Linked DNA regions of Mus musculus: region 2 is linked to region 1. Evidence: chromatin loops called from intact Hi-C (ENCODE). Cell type or tissue: heart. All regions are shown on one strand.

Evidence for each region. Peaks named below come from ENCODE experiments on the same cell type or tissue, not always from the same donor. Only the 100,000 strongest peaks of a DNase experiment are listed, where the experiment ranks them.
Region 2: it touches region 1 in a loop (11-fold over the local background); 24 of 42 quality-filtered maps call a loop at or near these places.

What each region holds. Positions count from the first base shown.
Region 1 is chrX:99,570,184-99,578,183 of GRCm38, reverse strand. No RefSeq gene overlaps it. Among named protein-coding and RNA genes, the nearest start is that of Gm31155, 17 kb to the right of the region's middle. In heart, a CTCF peak has its summit at 3,222 (motif pointing right); no DNase peak of the experiment used is centred here; H3K4me3 peaks cover 494 bases; H3K27ac peaks cover 288 bases; H3K27me3 peaks cover 5,137 bases.
Region 2 is chrX:99,131,630-99,139,629 of GRCm38, reverse strand. It overlaps Efnb1 (ephrin B1), which reads right to left and starts at 3,569. Exons shown (of 5, transcript NM_010110.5): 1 at 2,617-3,569. The coding sequence starts at 2,744. In heart, a CTCF peak has its summit at 4,587 (motif pointing left); DNase peaks (open chromatin) are centred at 1,239, 3,639 and 4,569; H3K4me3 peaks cover 4,530 bases; H3K27ac peaks cover 4,579 bases; H3K27me3 peaks cover 3,526 bases.

The DNA of each region.
Region 1 (8,000 bases):
GTGACCTCAAAGGTTAATCCAGCTGGAAAAACTCTGACTCCGATGGACATGAAATGAAGGATCAAACCAGAACCTCCACCAAATCAAAGGAAGGGCTCCTAGCCTGTCTTGGAGCTTTGGCCCAGCCACTGGGACGCTGGCCAAGACCCAATTGAAATTTAGGACCACAGCTGCATGCAAAGGTTCCAGAGGATACCCAGCTGGGGAAGGGGGAAAAGGAGACAGAGGGTTGGGCCTGGCAGTAAAGAACCCTCAGCTGAGCCACAGTCTGCTGTGTAACCTTAAGTCAGTGTCTCCCCCTCTCTGGGCTTCATTATACTTGCATTCACAGTGGGTACCACAGTGTGAGGAATAGAATTTGAACTTGTTCAAATCTTCTAACCCAGTGTTTCTTAACCTGTGGGCCACAGCCCCTTTGTGTGTGTGTGATCTATGACCCTTTCACAGGGGACACCTAAGACCATCAGGAAAGCCAGGCGTCGTGGCGCATGCCTTTAATCCCAGCACTTAAGAGGCCTACAGAGTGAGTTCCAGTACACACAGAGAAACCCTGTCTCAAAAAACAAACAAACAAATAAATAAACAAAAAAGACAATCAGAAAATACACACATTACATTATGATTCATAACAGTAGCAAAATGACAGTTATGAAGTAGCATTGAAAATAATCTTATGGTTAGGGCTCACAGCAGCATGAGGAACTGTATGAAAGGGTCCCAGCATTATGAAGGTTGAGAACCAGTGCTCGCAGCCATCATCTATAAAGTCCTGCCAGCTAGAACGTTACAGAATTCCTCTGACTAGTATGTTCCAAGAAAGGGTTTCCAGGAAAAACAAAAAACAAAACAGCAAAAGAAGGTCTGGAGATACACAGCTTAGTTAGTAGTATACTTACCTGTCAAGCAGGAAGACTAGAGTTCAGTTCCCAGCAAGGCATAAATCAGACACACTGGCATATGCCTGCAGTGACTTCTAATCCCAGCACCCAGGAAATAGACACAGTTGGAGTAGATGATCAAGATCAGGGTGCTTGGGAATAAGGCTCAGCGGGCAAAGTCCTTGCTCTTCAAGCATGAGGATATGAGTTTAGATCCCTAGCACCCAGCCAAAAGCTGGAGATGAAAAATTAGCAACAGAAGGTCTGAGTATGGTTTGAGATACATCTGTAACTCAGTGCTAAGGAGGCATGGGAACAGGTTCTGGAGTTCACTAGCCAGCCAATTGTCAAGTTCTGGGTTCAGTAAGAGACCCTGTCTTAAAAAGTAAAGTGGGAGCCGGGAGTGGAGGTGCACGCCTTTAATCCCAGCACTCAGGAGGCAGAGGCAGGCGAATTTCTGAGTTCGAGGCCAGCCTGGTCTACAAAGTGAGTTTCAGGACAGCCAGGGCTACACAGAGAAACCCTGTCTCAAAAAAAAAAAAAAACAAAAAACAAAAAAACAAAAAAACAAAACAAAACAAAACAAAAAACAAACAAACAAAAAAACCACCACCAACAACAACAAAAAAGCAAAGTAGGGCCAGCAAGGTGGCTCAGTGGGTAAAGGTACTTGACATATAAGCCTGGTGACCCGAGTTCAATCTCCAGAATACACAGAAAGGTGGAAGGAAAGCCAGGTCAGGAGGCAGAGGCAGGTGGATCTCTGAAGTGGAGGTCAGCTTGTTCCTCCAGGACAGCCAGGGCTACACAAAGAAACCCTGTCTCAAAAAGCCAAAAGAGGGGGAAAAATGGAAGATCTGACACCACAAAGATGTCATCTGACCTCCACATGTGCACCATGACACATGTCCCACTGCACATATGCAATGATAATTTAAAGAACAGTGCAAAAAAAAAAAAAAAATAAGGCAGAGGAACAAGACACAAGACAGTGTCTCAAAAAAGCAAGCGAACAAACAAAGCACGCACTAGGTGCCAGTGAATGTCTTAGCTGCTGATCTCTGTGAATTCATCTATTGTTCCCGATTGCTTTGCCGTTGGAGCGCTCTTACCTTTATTTTGCAGATACAGAAACCTGGACCACAGGCTCAAGCATCAAACTTCCTTGGAAACCAGAGCTCCTCAACTCCTCCTACTCCCTGGTTATCCTCGGACTAGGGTGCCCTGCCCTGCTCCCTCCCAGGGCTCTCTCCTGCTGAGCCAGGTGCATCCTCCTGCTGCTCTTCACCTCTACACTCCACTCCCTCCTGGGGAAGCCGCCAGCAGGCTCAGATTTCTCCTCTCCCAGACTGGAGCTCACCAATAGACCCAATAGACCGGGTGCTGCACTCTGAGTTGAGCAAGAGAGACTCAGAACTACCCCCTCTCATCAGTGAGCCCTTCCTGGACAGAAGGCATCCCAGGTTGTGAGCAGGCCTGAGTACAGACCACCCCACCCCACCCCACATACACACATGCCTCACTGGGCAAATGTGGAGTAGGGACACTGATGAGGGCACACTGGAGGAGGTTCCAGCTCATGGTTAGGTGGGATGTCCTCAGGTTTGTGCAAATCACCTCTCGGAATCACAGTGAAGAGCGTAGGGACTCCTTTCTTAATCAAGCTCTGTCTTTGGGTATGGTAAAACCATTAAAACCAGCCCTTCCGGCTTTAGATGGGGAGGGGTAGACTTACAGAATGGGTAAGAATATGCTCAAAATTGCACAGCAAGTCAATGATGAAGACTAATTGAAACCTAAGGCTCCTGACTCTCCCAGGCAAAAGACATTCCCAGTTCCACTCTGCGCTGGGACAGGCCACTGTGCACAAAGCACACTCACATGCACACCCCACCCCTGCACCAGCAAGCACTCATGCATATGCTACCAAGGGAAGCAGCTCTTGGGAGTTGAGTGGGAGGCACCTAGAGGCCCAGATACAAGACTGCGAGACTGGGAGACCGGGATACTAAAAGCGGAGCTGTACACCTAACATTGGAGCAGGCACAGTGGAGGGGAGCGCAGGCCTTTGCCTGCCCTGTGGCCTGCAGATTGCCTGGTGTGCTCCAGAGAAAGGGAGGGAGGGACAGAGAACCTCAGGCTCACAGTTCAGTCTTCATTGATGTTTTTCAGGCTTTGGAGGTCCTGGACAGTCACTAGTCCATCTCAGATGTTCTCTCACACCGGCAGACTCCAGGAGTCCAAAGTCCTGTGTGGGACGCAAACCACCCATACCACCCCTGCCACCCCTGCCACCCCAGCCCCCACGCACCAGCAGTTTTCCAGTCGGCCCTGTGCCACAAGGGGGCACTGGTACTCCATGGCTCAAGTGCGATGGTCCGCAAGCTTTCTCCTGGCTTGGGGGGGGGGGGCAGCGGGAGTTTATGTTCGGCTCCCCCATTCCTGGCACCCTCCCCATTTCCTCTTGGAAGCCTCCCTAATCCTCTTACTCTGAGGGTCACATCCCTGGGCCCGGGGACGAGGTGTTTCATTTTCAGTTTGCCCCCACCGCCTCTGGGGAGCTCACAGAAATGTAGGGAGGGGGACCCCTGGGCTGGGGTCCTTTCTCTGCCCCTCTGGCGACCCCTCTTTCCTGCTCTGTTCCACAGCTTGTCCCTTTTAGGGGTGTCTCTGTATTACCCCCCACCCTCCATTCTCTGCTCTGCCTGTGTCTTCGCCCAAGTCCGTGCTCAGTGGACTGTTCTCTCCTTCTTTTTATTTCCCCCTTAAGGACTTCGAGCTTTCGTTCCCCGTGCTTCCCTCTTCCTTGCATCCTCTCCAGCTCGCTCTTCTCCACCTTTCCTCTCCTGCTCCTTCTACCCTTGCTCTTCTGAAGGTCTGGAACTGCAAGAGTCAGAAGCCAACGTGGAAGGTTCTGGCTCCTGTCCAGCCTTCCTGGAGGCTGCAAGTCGCTCCTGGCTTCGAGTCTAGGGTGCTACAGCCCCCAGGCTTGTGTAGGTAGACAGTGGGAGTCAGGCTGGCAGCATCTAGCTGCTGGAATTTGGGTGTGGATCAGGCTAGATCAGAAACTCTTCAGTTCTCATAGCAGACACAGCTTCTCCTGAGACTGGAAGATTTGAACCCAAAGCCTGGGTGGGGCCTATTCTACAGCCTGGCCCTCGTGTTGTGATTTTTCCTGTATCATCTCCCAGGGGTCTAGTTAGCCTTTATATAGTAGATAGAACTCTGAGGTCTCTCCCATCCCTTAATCCGCCCCCTCCCTATCAGTCAGTCTCTGGAGATCTAAATAGTGCCCTGCTCAGCTTTGCCCTTTGCTCTCACAGCCCCCAACCACCCACCACCCACACCGCACCACTTTCAAAGACTATGTACTGTTGACATTGAGGCCCTGCTGTGTCTCTGCTGCAAGAGAAACAGATCAGGATTGGATTAGGGTCACACTCTCAGTGTGCTGACAGTCTTCTGGGATAGTTGTTTACCAAGTCCAGGGATCCATGGTCTATCATTGCACAGTATCAGTGCACAAGTTTGGGCAGAAGGAAGTGCCATACCAATGTATGGGACACCCAGGGCTCCCATGCCACCCTTCCTAGGATACAAATGCAAGGTCCATTATCTATCTGCCTGTCATTTTTTAGCTTCTAAAAGAACCCCTTTGTGGTTCAAAGACAGAAGCCAAAGTTCAGAGAGAGCCAGGGACTTGCCCAGATACACACAACAAAGTGAGCAAGCCTGAGTGAGTGCAGGTATGAGCATGTGCGAGCACACACACACACACACACACACACACACACACACACACTCCTACCTCAGTGGGCAAGGTGCTAGCAAACTTCAAGCATGCTGGAACACAAGGGAAGAGTTGTACCTCCCACGTGTAGAGGCGACAGTGGAGGCTGGTGGAGAGGAGGGAGGGTTGGCCATGGAGCAACTTGCTGTGAGCCTTCAATGCTTAGGGACAGTTGCCCGCTACCCACATTTTGTGATTGATACACCCCCATCTTAGGAGGAAAGCAGGTCTGGGGCAGCCCAAAGTCCTTACCACAGCTGAAGGGTAGAACCCCCACCTGACAGTGTGATTTATCACCTCTCCTTTCTCCCCTCAGCCCCCAACCTTCCTGCAGACCAGAGTGGCAATTCACCTGTTTTTGATTTGAGATTCAGGTGGACTTTTCTTTCTTTTCATCAAAGAAGTAGTGAGGGGAAGGCAGGGCCCCATCCATCACCCTAGCCTCTCAACAGCCTTGGGGAGGAGGAGCAGACTGGGAGGAAGGAGAGGCTCAGGGACACTGCAGCAACCTCCTCTGCTCCCCCAGGGAATCGCCCAGATAGTCAGGCAGGGTGGTTCTGGCCCAGACACCCACAGGGGCTCCACCACAGAGCTAAAAAAATGCCTGAGGCTTCAACTATGAGTGTGTGAACCTCTTTGCTTGCTCTAAATCCTAATGCCTGGCACAAGGGTTGAACAGAACAACGTTTAACACTTGAGGAACAAGGGAGACAACTCATTTGACTTTACTCTCCCGCTCTGGGTCCCACTGCTTCTCAGGGACACCCAGGGACTCCATTTTTCATAAATCTTAGCACTGCCCCACTCTCTAGATGAGACTGAGACACAGACTGGTAAGTGATTGGTCCAAGGTCAAATCACAGAGGAATGAGGTCCAGATTCAAGTACAAAAAAATAATTTCGACCCCAGAATGGTAGGCTAGCCAGGAAAGAAAGAAACCATGGCATTCAACCACTGCTCTATGCCAGGCATGTGTGTGTGTGTGTGTGTGTGTGTGTGTGTGTGTGTCAGTTCAAGGCCATTTCTAACATTTATGGAGTCCCTGTGCAGTTACAAAACAGTATCCCATACTCCAGGAATGACCCATCCCAAGGGCATGGACCATGGCCTGGAACAAGAAACCAGGTCGCCTGCACTAGGCACCCAGGACAATACTAGGCAGCATATACAGTGCTGGGGTCACTGGACAATCTTTTCTGTGGCTGATATGAGAAGTGAAGAGAGGAACCTGCTAGGCCACAATGGGTGGGCTACCTCCTTGTCATTTTCTACCTTTATCATGATCACCATTATCACCACCACCATCCCAGGCCCCCTCATGATGCTACAATTACTAATAACAGGGGCTCTGTTTGATACTCCACTTGCCCTGAAGCAACCCATTTTCTCCCTGCTGGACTCTTTCCTCTTCATTACACCCCTCTTATTTTGCAGCTTGAAGAAATGTGTTCATGGCTGGGCCAGCTGGACCAAGGTACCCCTGGGTAGACTAGAGAGACCAGAAGGAACATTGGAAACAGGGCTGCTGCATAGGCTCAAATATGGCCTCTCCGTTGCTGTAAGGTCTTGATCTTGGACACATGACACATGTCTTCCTTCCTCCATCTGAAGGGGTACAGTGTCCAAATCATGCTGGACTATGTGAAGTTCAGGAGGTCTGCTCCCCTCTATGGACCAGGAGGTAAGAACAAAGCACACTGGATCCTTTCCTGAGCCTTTCAGCCATACAGGATGCCAGAGGCAAGCTAGGCTAGTGGAAAGTACGTCTCAGGTTAGTTCACATCCTCTAGCCTCGGTTTCTTCATCTGAACATTGGGAATTAAAACACATACCCTAGCAGCAAAGAGGTGGGTGAATCTCAGTAACATACACAACTGTGCCCAGCGTCGTCATTCACATGATAAGCATTTGTTCATTTTCTAAATGATCATTGAACATTTACTATAGGGCACAAGACAGCGAGACAAGAGTATGGACTCTGGAGCCAGACTACCTGAGCTTAAAACCTAGGTCTGCCTTTTCTTTATTTCCTGTGTACACTGGCTGAGTGACTGAACCTTTCTAAGCTGCAGTGATCCCATGTCTCAAATATGACTCCATCCTCTTTGGCTGATGATAACTGAATAAACTAATCTGTGCAATCCCGTGGTGCTCTGCTTCACATAGCAAGAGTTCATCAAATGTCAAGATGCTATTCTAAATAGAGAAGCCAGAGAAATGGACCCCCCCCCCATGTGCATGGAACATCCTACAAACAAGGGTTGCTTCTTTTTATTTACTCTTCTCTTGGGGGTGGCTCAAGGCTAAAATTGGCCTTTGCTTCTTCAAGGCCCTCTTCCAACCAGTCTCTAGGTCTTGGAAAAAATTGTGTAGAGTTGCTCATTGAGTACCTTGGCTGTGTTTGTGCTGGATGTAGAGACTGTGGAGAAGAGTATGACTCAGCCTTCATTCATCAAGGATGCTCAGTGAGGACCAATGAAGGCTAGAGTATGGCTCAGTGGTGGCACATGAGGCTCTGGCTCAATACTCAGCTCTGGAGGAAACAACAGACAGACAAATGAGATGATGACAGTGGGGCCTTCCTGGGTTCACATTTGTTGTGGCTTTAGAGCATGGGTATAAAGGGGGTTCTCATTCAAGTGGGCAAGAGATGGTAGAAGAGAGCTGTCCGCAGGGCTGGACATTCTTACCTACATCTCACAGTTGATGAATGAGTGTTGAAGGGATGTGATCAGAGCTACCCCCTAGCGAATAGTCAAATTGAAGCAGGGCCCCAAATGTCTCTATGGATAGCCTATAAGCCCATTCCCTGCATCTAGCTTGTGCACATGTGCGTGGGGGATGGCGGTGGAAACATGATTAGAAGGTGGGTAGCTAATCATCTGGGTGCATCCCAACCCAATGCAGAAGGAAGGGGCAAGGGTGACTCTCTCATGTGTCTTTTCACCCCAAGAATATACCGTGAGGAAGACTCTTCCCCCTCATCATACACCAGCAAGCACGTGTGCGCATGTGCACTACACATACTCCCTCCAGCCTTCTCTGCTTCTAAAAGGATCAAACCAACGGGGCTGCAAGGGAAATGGGTGCTTGGCAGCAGAGCAAGTGGCCTAGGAGTGGTGTCAGGCTCTGTAAATATTTACCCGCTGGATTAGAGCAGAAGTTGGAAACATTAGGCAGCTGAAAATTACTGTTTTAATAGTGTGGCTGATAAATCCAAACTTGGGGGGTTTGTTTGGAAGTCTCAGCTTCTGGGAATTTCAGCATGTAAACTCTGGGCCTGGGGTGGCCAGGAAGGGAATGGATTGGATCCTGTGGGCTGGTGGGTAGG
Region 2 (8,000 bases), 440 kb after region 1:
CCCTTAGCAGCAGTTCAGGAGATAGGTAAGACGGGCAGTCTTCAGCCGGCCCTTCCAGCTCCCTAGAGCCGGGGCTGCGTGCGCCCTGGAACCTAGAAGCAGACCCCATCACTTCTTTATTTTGATTTTTTTTCCCTAGGAGGAAGCAATTAAGCAGGGTTTATAGGCACTGGGAGATTTTTAGAGGGAGGGGTGCCAGCTCCTGACAGGGCTGAGGAGAGGGGACCAAAAGCCAGGAGAGGAAGAGGGGAGGGATAAGAGAAAATGAGCCTGCGAGGGAGAGCACGGGCATGTGCGAGAAACAAAAGGACTTGAGAAAAAGAGGCAGAGAGTGACTAAGAGTGAGAGGGAGTGTGAGAAAGAGGGAGAGCAGGCGAGCCTGGCTGGAGAGAGAGAGAGAGAGAGAGAGAGAGAGAGAGAGAGAGAGAGAGAGGTGAGTTCCACTCACAGGGTGTGAGCAGGCAACAATGTCGGCCTGAGAGGGAGAACTCGACAGGACACACGGAAGCAGAGAGAGACAGTATTTATTTAAAAAGCCGGGGCAGCCTGAGGGTTGGGTGCGGTGGCACAGGCAGCCCCTGGAGCTGAGGGCAGTGCCTTGGTCCTGTCCTCCTGCCCTGCACCCTGTGCCAACAAACACAGACATAGACTGCATTCCAGACCCCTGAGCATCGGTGAAATGGGGTCTGGGAACCACCAGGATCAGTCTAAACTGTTCCCAGAATCTGCTCAATTATGGGATAGAATCTAGGCAGGTTCTACTTGAGTCCAAAGTCAGTCCTCTCCAAATCCCCAGGACACCTGTCCTCAGCTTGACGTGGACTGGATAGAGAGCAGAGGGGACACAGCCCTCAAGCTTGGAAACTGCTCTGTGACTCTAAAGGCAGAGAACACATAAAGAGGGGCGCTCCCAGGGATCCTGTTTCTCCCAGCAACCTCAACTCTGCAGGAGGGCTCTTCTCCAGCTGCGGAGCTGCACGGTATCTAGACCCAAGAGAGCAATTAGGTCACTCCCATGAGCTCCTGGGACAGGCTACCCTAGGGGGATTGCAAGTCCCCTAGCTAAAGAGCACTTCCAGCCTTCACCCTTACATCGAAGAACTGGGCACTTCACAAGCTCTTCCCATGGGCTTAACAGTCTAGAGGGTTCCCCCAAACCATTTGAGCCCCAGCAGTGAAGGCACGGTGACCAAACAGGCTTCTGAGTAAGGTAGAAATCCTGGCCAGTCAGCCCCTTTCCTTGTACAGAGGCAAAAACCTCTATCCTGACCCTACTTTAGCCAAGGATCAGTAATGGGATCCTACCTTAACCCAAGGAGAAAACAAGAAGACCTCTTCTCTCACTTTCATCCCTGGGACTCGAGGGGCTAAGGCAGGCAAGAACCTAGGAAGTTAGCAGAGAGCCCACAAGAGTGGACAGGAGGAAATTCCAGAAACAGGAATCTGGGAACAGGTCAAGCGCCTCCCCCTCCCCCTCCCAGGTTTCCACTAACTGTGTTGTCCACAACTGGACTGCCAGAAAATGAGAAGAGAGATTACAACCCTGAGTTCCACGGTGAGTCCTAGATGCCAAAAGAGAAAAAGGTCCAGAGGTCACAACAGCCTAAGCTACTCCCCACCAACAGCCCAGAAACCACTGAGCCACCGCCCTGAAAGGTGTGTGTTGTTTAGAGATGGGAGGGGGCAGAGTTAGGAAGGAGAAGGAGAAGAAAGAAAAGGGCCTCCTTTATATCACTACCCCCAACCATAGGAGAAATCTAAGCATGGCTCTCCAGTCCTTGGGGGGGGGGGGGTTGGACCTGCCTGGACAGGAATCACACGTTCCCCACCCACCTCCCTCGCTGGCTCCACTACCATTCTCAGCCCTGATAGCTCTAGAAGCTCTGGTGCCTAGCTCAACTGGACCCCCGACGGGCACTGGATCGAACCCCCTTCTCAAACAAACCCTCTTCCACTCCGCCCTTCTCCACCCGCCGCCTTTGTGAGCCTGGAAGCAGCGCCCGCCTTTCTACCTCCCCGGCAGAGAGAAATGGGGGGGGGGGGGGAGTGTGCAAGAAGAGACGGCAAAGAGAAAGACAGGGAGGCAAACAGACAGGGAAGAAAGACAAATGAAAATGGGAGAAGCTGGAGAAGATATACAGATGCTGCCACTCGCCCCGGGGCGCTAGGTCCTGAGCCGCCCTGACACCTAAGCAAATGAGGAACCTGTGTTCTGGCCTGGTCCCTTGCTCAGGTCGATCTCACCCCTGGAGTGGCTGTGAGTGAAAACCACCACGTTCCCAGAGGCCCTGGAGTGGGCTGCTTACTCGCCCCCACCCAGCTCTCGGGTGCGCTCTGGAGCGCCCAGACATTCTATATCTGCCTGGTGTGACCAACAGACGCGATCCGGACTTGAGAGTAGGGCCAAACCGAAGGATCGAAACGCAGCTAAGTGCCCCCACCCCACCCTTCCGCACCCTACCCCGACTGCCCGCAAGAAAACACTAGAAAAGGCCAGATATAAAATAGGGCGCCGCACCTCCTACGGACAACCCCCCCCACGCACTTGGGGGTGCACGACCTCACCCCGAAGAAGTGCCTCCCACCCCCAGGGACCAGAGTAGATAAGTTACTCACTTAGGGTTAAGAGAGCTCCAGGACACGGGCTCCAGGTTCTTGGCCAACGGCGTGGCAAGCCGGCACAGCGTCAGCACGACCATAGCCACAAGCCACTTGCTGAGCCAACGCTGCCCAGGCCGGGCCATTTTCCCCGGGGCAGAATGCACTTCAGGATCCCCTAGCGCCTCCTCAGCAAAGCTCGCCTCGCCTGCCCGTGCCGCGCAGCGCTCGGAGCCACTCAGGCGCCCATCCTCCGCAGCCGCCGGCCTTGAAGCACTCCCCTCCCGCTGGCCTCGGGGTCGCTCTCCTTCGCCCGGCTGGCCAGGAGGACTCACTGGGCAGGCGTCCCCAACCCGCGCATGGGCTGCGGCCTCCGAGGACTTTCTTCCCTGGCCTCTCCGCCGCACGAGGCGCGACGGGGGCTCGCCGCCCCCGAGTGATCCCGCCGGATTCCGCTCGGCTCTCCCAGATTGTTTGAGACTGCAAGTCCTCTCCCCGATCGGGTCTCCCTGAAGAGCGCTCAGTGGCTGCCCCGACGCCTCGACCGTCCTGGGATTGACGCCTCTGGGAAGAAGAGGCGGGTTGTCTCCCAACAATGCGAGCTCGGTCCCCAGGCTCCCGACTGGGTCCCCCTAACACGGACTCCGTTCCTCCGGGCCACAGTGGGACTCCGCGCCGGCGCGTCCCACGACAGCTTCTACTTTAGCACCGGCCCTTCTCAGTATACTTAAAAGGCTAGTACGGCCCTGCCGAGCAAATCAGTCCCGTCGATTTGCACCTCTGAAGCCTCGGCCGGGTAGCCCGGCAGCCCGGTCGCCAAGTCCTTAATCCCCGGCGATTGAGCCCGAGTGTCTGCAGTCAGTGCGAATCACACACACCCCCCACTGCTGTCCAGCGCGCATAGACTCCCTCCGCTGCCGCTGAGCTTTCTACTCTCCTGCTCAGGCGAGCACAAGGCCAACCCTGCTCCTTCGAACCAATAGAAAGCTCTGTGACGGGGTCCTTGCCCCATACCACGCCCACAGAGCAGGAAGGGGTGGGGCTTCGGGGAGCTCATAAGGACGCTGCTCTCTCGATGGCACGAATCTGAATGTGCGGCTCTTGCGGTTATGCCTCTGTCCCGCTTAGTCTGGTTCCCAGGGAGTTCTAGGGAAGTTGGCGCTTCCCAAAAGCTGCTGGCCTGCTCTCATGCACACCCGGTCAGCACCCGGCCCACTGACCTAGAGCAGACAAACCCTGTCCCAAGTACCTCCAGAAAGCACCGTCCTTGTGTTCTTTTTATACACACAAACACACCCCACATGCGCATACTCGCGTACCAGCCCCAGAATCCCACTCGGTGCCCACTTCTGTCAGCCTGCCTGCTCCCAGTCCAGTCACTACCTACACTCTGTTGGACCCCGTCTTCCTGTCCTCGTAATGCACTCCTTTTTTGCATTGACCACGACAAGAGTCTATTAGACTATTAGAGGTTAGAGCTATGGGCAGTGGAGACTCAGAAAAAGTATTGTGTCCAAAGGGGAGGAGGAATTTATTTGCATCTAGTGAACCAAGCCTTTAAAATTTTCATCTTCGAGAGCGAGCCCTTTGAGACCCTCCACCCCAAACTCCAGGCACACAGATTTAGTCAGTCCTGTCTGAAGGCATACGAAAGGGCCAGGAGCAGGCAAGTAGGGACGAGAGGTCACAAACTGTACAGAAAGCTCTAGGACAGGGGAGAAAGGAGCAGAAGAGAAGCCTTTTGAAAGAGCAAAAGCAGGCATCTGGGCCCTGAGATTCCGGACTCCAGCCTTTCCCGGCCTCGGCCTCACCATCTGGGTCTTTGTCTCCCAGCACTGGCCCATTCTCTCCGCCCCTCCTTGTCTCTTTGCTTATAATTTGGCTCAATCCCATAGCTCAGACCCTCCCGGTCTGACCTACTCGCTTTTCTCAGGTCCCAGCGGACGTACCCACGTGCTAATGTCTCCCCCTGCTGGCCTTCTATAGACTTGCGGGCTCCCGGGATAAGCGGAGGCCTCCCACCTAGAGCCTGCTGAGCAAGTCTGGCACTCAAAGCGCTCAGAGGTAGGCATGGCAGTAGCAAGAGCCGGCCACTGGCCACTCATGTAAGAAAGGTGGGAAAGATCTGGGCTTGGGGACTTCAAAGGTTAGAAAGGCTTCCTATATTCGCGCCCCTCCTTTTTCTCCTCCTCGCTGCCTCCTCTTTTCTTTTTGTAATGAATCGGGTTCTAACTTTAGACTTACTAGGCAAGGTAAGAAGGACCAAAGAACCAAATTCCAGTTCCTTCTTGTTGCTTCTCTATGGAGATAACGGTCTGAGCCCCATCCTTTAGGGGCTTTGCCATTTATGAGTTCCATGTCCATTCTTGAGTCCTTCACTGCATCATCTAATCATCTCTGTCGTTCTAGTGGGGGCATCTATGTGGGGTTCTCCCACCTTTGGAGCCAGAGACCTTGCAACATTCAATGGCTCTGGGTACACACTCTAGGGCCTTTGTTTTCCCAATTGGACTCTGCACTGGGATGCAAGCAGAACAAGGAGAGATACAAATAAGGTAGAAAGACACACCAGCAGTCCACCTGAGACCCCTGCCATCAAAGGACTTCCAGATGTGAATCTAGAAAGCAGCCAGCTGCTTACAAAGTCCCTACAAGGCATCACGGACCACTGCGGATGATTTTCTTTCACCATCCTTTGAAATCAGTTCTGCTATCCCCATTTTTACTTAAAGAGGGAAACTAAGGCTCACGATTGACATATCCTGACCTATCCCTGGGGTCGTTCCTGGTGTCTCTGTCCCCAATTTTACAGCCATTCCTTGTACTATACAGATGGACCCACTTGCAGATGCTCCATGCATACTCACTCTCTTGGCTTATTGTAAATTACAAGCTTCGAGGTTCCTGGAAAACCACAGCCCCCAGGATGGCCAGATCACTGCTCCTCATTCGCAGGTCTCAGAAGGTCACTAATCCTAGGAAGGGTCATTAATTTTGGCCATAGAGCAAAGTGCTTCTCAGACAGGGTCACTATCCCAGGTTGGCCCCAGAGTTTTCCTTTTCATGGCCAACATGCCTTGTGCCCCTCCAGAGGACACTAAATGGGAGCTACCAGACTTGGGAAACAGGAAGACAGAGGTATTTTCTGAGTGCCAACATCTAATTCTGGGCAAAGGGGACAGTGGAAGATGAAGATAGGTCTCTTAGGTCCAGACTTGTTCCACACACTGCTCATCTCTGGTCATGCCACGGCCCCTCTGCCTCAGCCTGGCCACACTAGCTACAGGGGCCTCAGGAGCAGGGTTAGACTAGATGTGCACTCTCTGCTTCGATCAGGGCCCGCAGCTGAGAAATTTCCCACCCCAGCCTGACCCTAGGAGGTTCTCAGTTATAGAGAGAGATCCAGGTTCCCCGACTGAGGGGAAAAAGATAATTCTCTAGAGGAGCCTGAGAGGAAGGCAGGATCCGTGGGGGATGTGACCATTCTTCTATCTAAGCACTTACTAGCCCACAGACTGTCAGGTCATTGTGTCAACACACACTTTACAAGTGGTGTAAAGACCCCTTGACCACAGGAGTGTCAAGCATTGTGAGGCCTCAGGCCTACCTAAGTGTGTTAAAAAAAAAACATATAGTAGCCACAGGAAACTTCAGGCTCTGGGCACCATGTGTAGACACCACACACACACACACACACACACACACACACACACACACACAAACACGAGCTGTGCCTTTTTTGGGCCCAGCTGCCCACACTCATAAACGGGAAGAGAGGCTAGCTTTCAGGGACTTGGGCAAATCCCCTCACCTCTGAAGGGCCTGTTAGTGTTCTGTGGCCTGGCGGTCATTCCTCCTTCTCAGCTTCCTGGGAGTATTTAATGAGATAATGTGCCCGCCTAGGCTCGGCCTCATACCTGGCCTACCACAGAGCTTACTAAATGGAAACTCTTATTCTTCCATAGAGCCTCCCAGGAAGACACTCTCATCCCTAGTGACACACATTCGTACCAGTTCACACAAGTTTTGTGTGCTGCACATACATTTTCCAATCCCCTCTAGTTTCACACACATGTCCACATTCACATGCAAACCAGACCCCTCCCCACCTTTGTCGAGCACTGGCTGGGCAAGGAGAGGTTCTGGCCTTACGGAACCTAGAGTCTAAGCCTCCATTTCTCATGTTCACGGTCCCTATGGAGATGAGAAGGCGACCTTTGCTTCTGTGACTCACGTCCTTGACCTCTCTCTGCCTGCCTTATACTCTATGCACAGAGCAGTGAAACTATTCGCCCAAGGCCACACTGCCAGGAGGCAGAGAAGTCAGGCCATCTGGACAAACAACTTGACTTTCTCCTCACAGCTCTCTGTTCTATCACAAGGCTCTGGGCTGAGGAGTGGTGTTTTTGCTGAGCCACCAAGACCAGCCAGAGGCAACACCTGGAAAAGCAAAGAAAGGAGCAAGGAGCAAGAATTCTGACCCTTGATGCCATGCCAACTGGTGAACCCAGTGATGCTGGCCACCCTCTGATCTCTCAACAATTATCTCTGTGCCCCCTTTCTGCCCCTCCTATAGTTGTACATACCACTCCCTCCAGGCAAAGAAGAACCCCCTTCGTTAGCCCAGTGCACCCTGGAAGCCAGAACCAGTAGGCGACTGCTTTCATGTGGTGCTGCAACACCTTTGTTTAGTGCTTGCGACATCCCTGACATTATGCACTGCCCTGCTTCAAACATAAAAAGCCCGAGGCTTTGAGTTCACTGCAGTGGCACCCTGTCCTCTGCTCTGCCATCTTTAGTCGGAATGGTCTCTAAGAAGCTTAGCCTCACCCATGAGCACTTCCCAAGCCTCCTAAAGGAGGGCAGCTGATTTCCAGGTTGGGCCCAAGCTAACTTCCCGCCTCCAGTGAATGCCTTGGCTTTCCCCAAAATGACTGTCTCTAGGTCTGGCTCAGGGAGAGGATAGGATGGAGAGAGCTTACCCTACTCTCCCTCCCCCGACCCCTACATCTGTTCCAGGACCCTAGAGCTATACTGCAGAGCCCTATGCTTCGGAAGGGTGTTTCACAACGGCGGCCAGGCAATGTGGGGGTGATCTCTAAGGCCAAAGGTTCAGCCATTCTTTCTCCCTATCTCCTCCCTATTCCTGCTCCAGCTGCATGCCTGCTTTATGGGTGTTTGCACTGAGATCACCTTGATCTGTCAGGTGACAGCCCAGTTCTGGTCAGGCTGATAGTGTCTGCAATGAGAAGAACTCCACCAAGCCCAGTCTCTCTCCCTCCCTGTGTCTCTCTACTGTCTCATGACCCTTTGATCCCATCCTGGATTCCTAGCACCTGCAACAAGTCTGTAGGCCCTGTTCAGGCAAATGGCTTAACCCAAGAGAGCTTGGAAAATGAGAG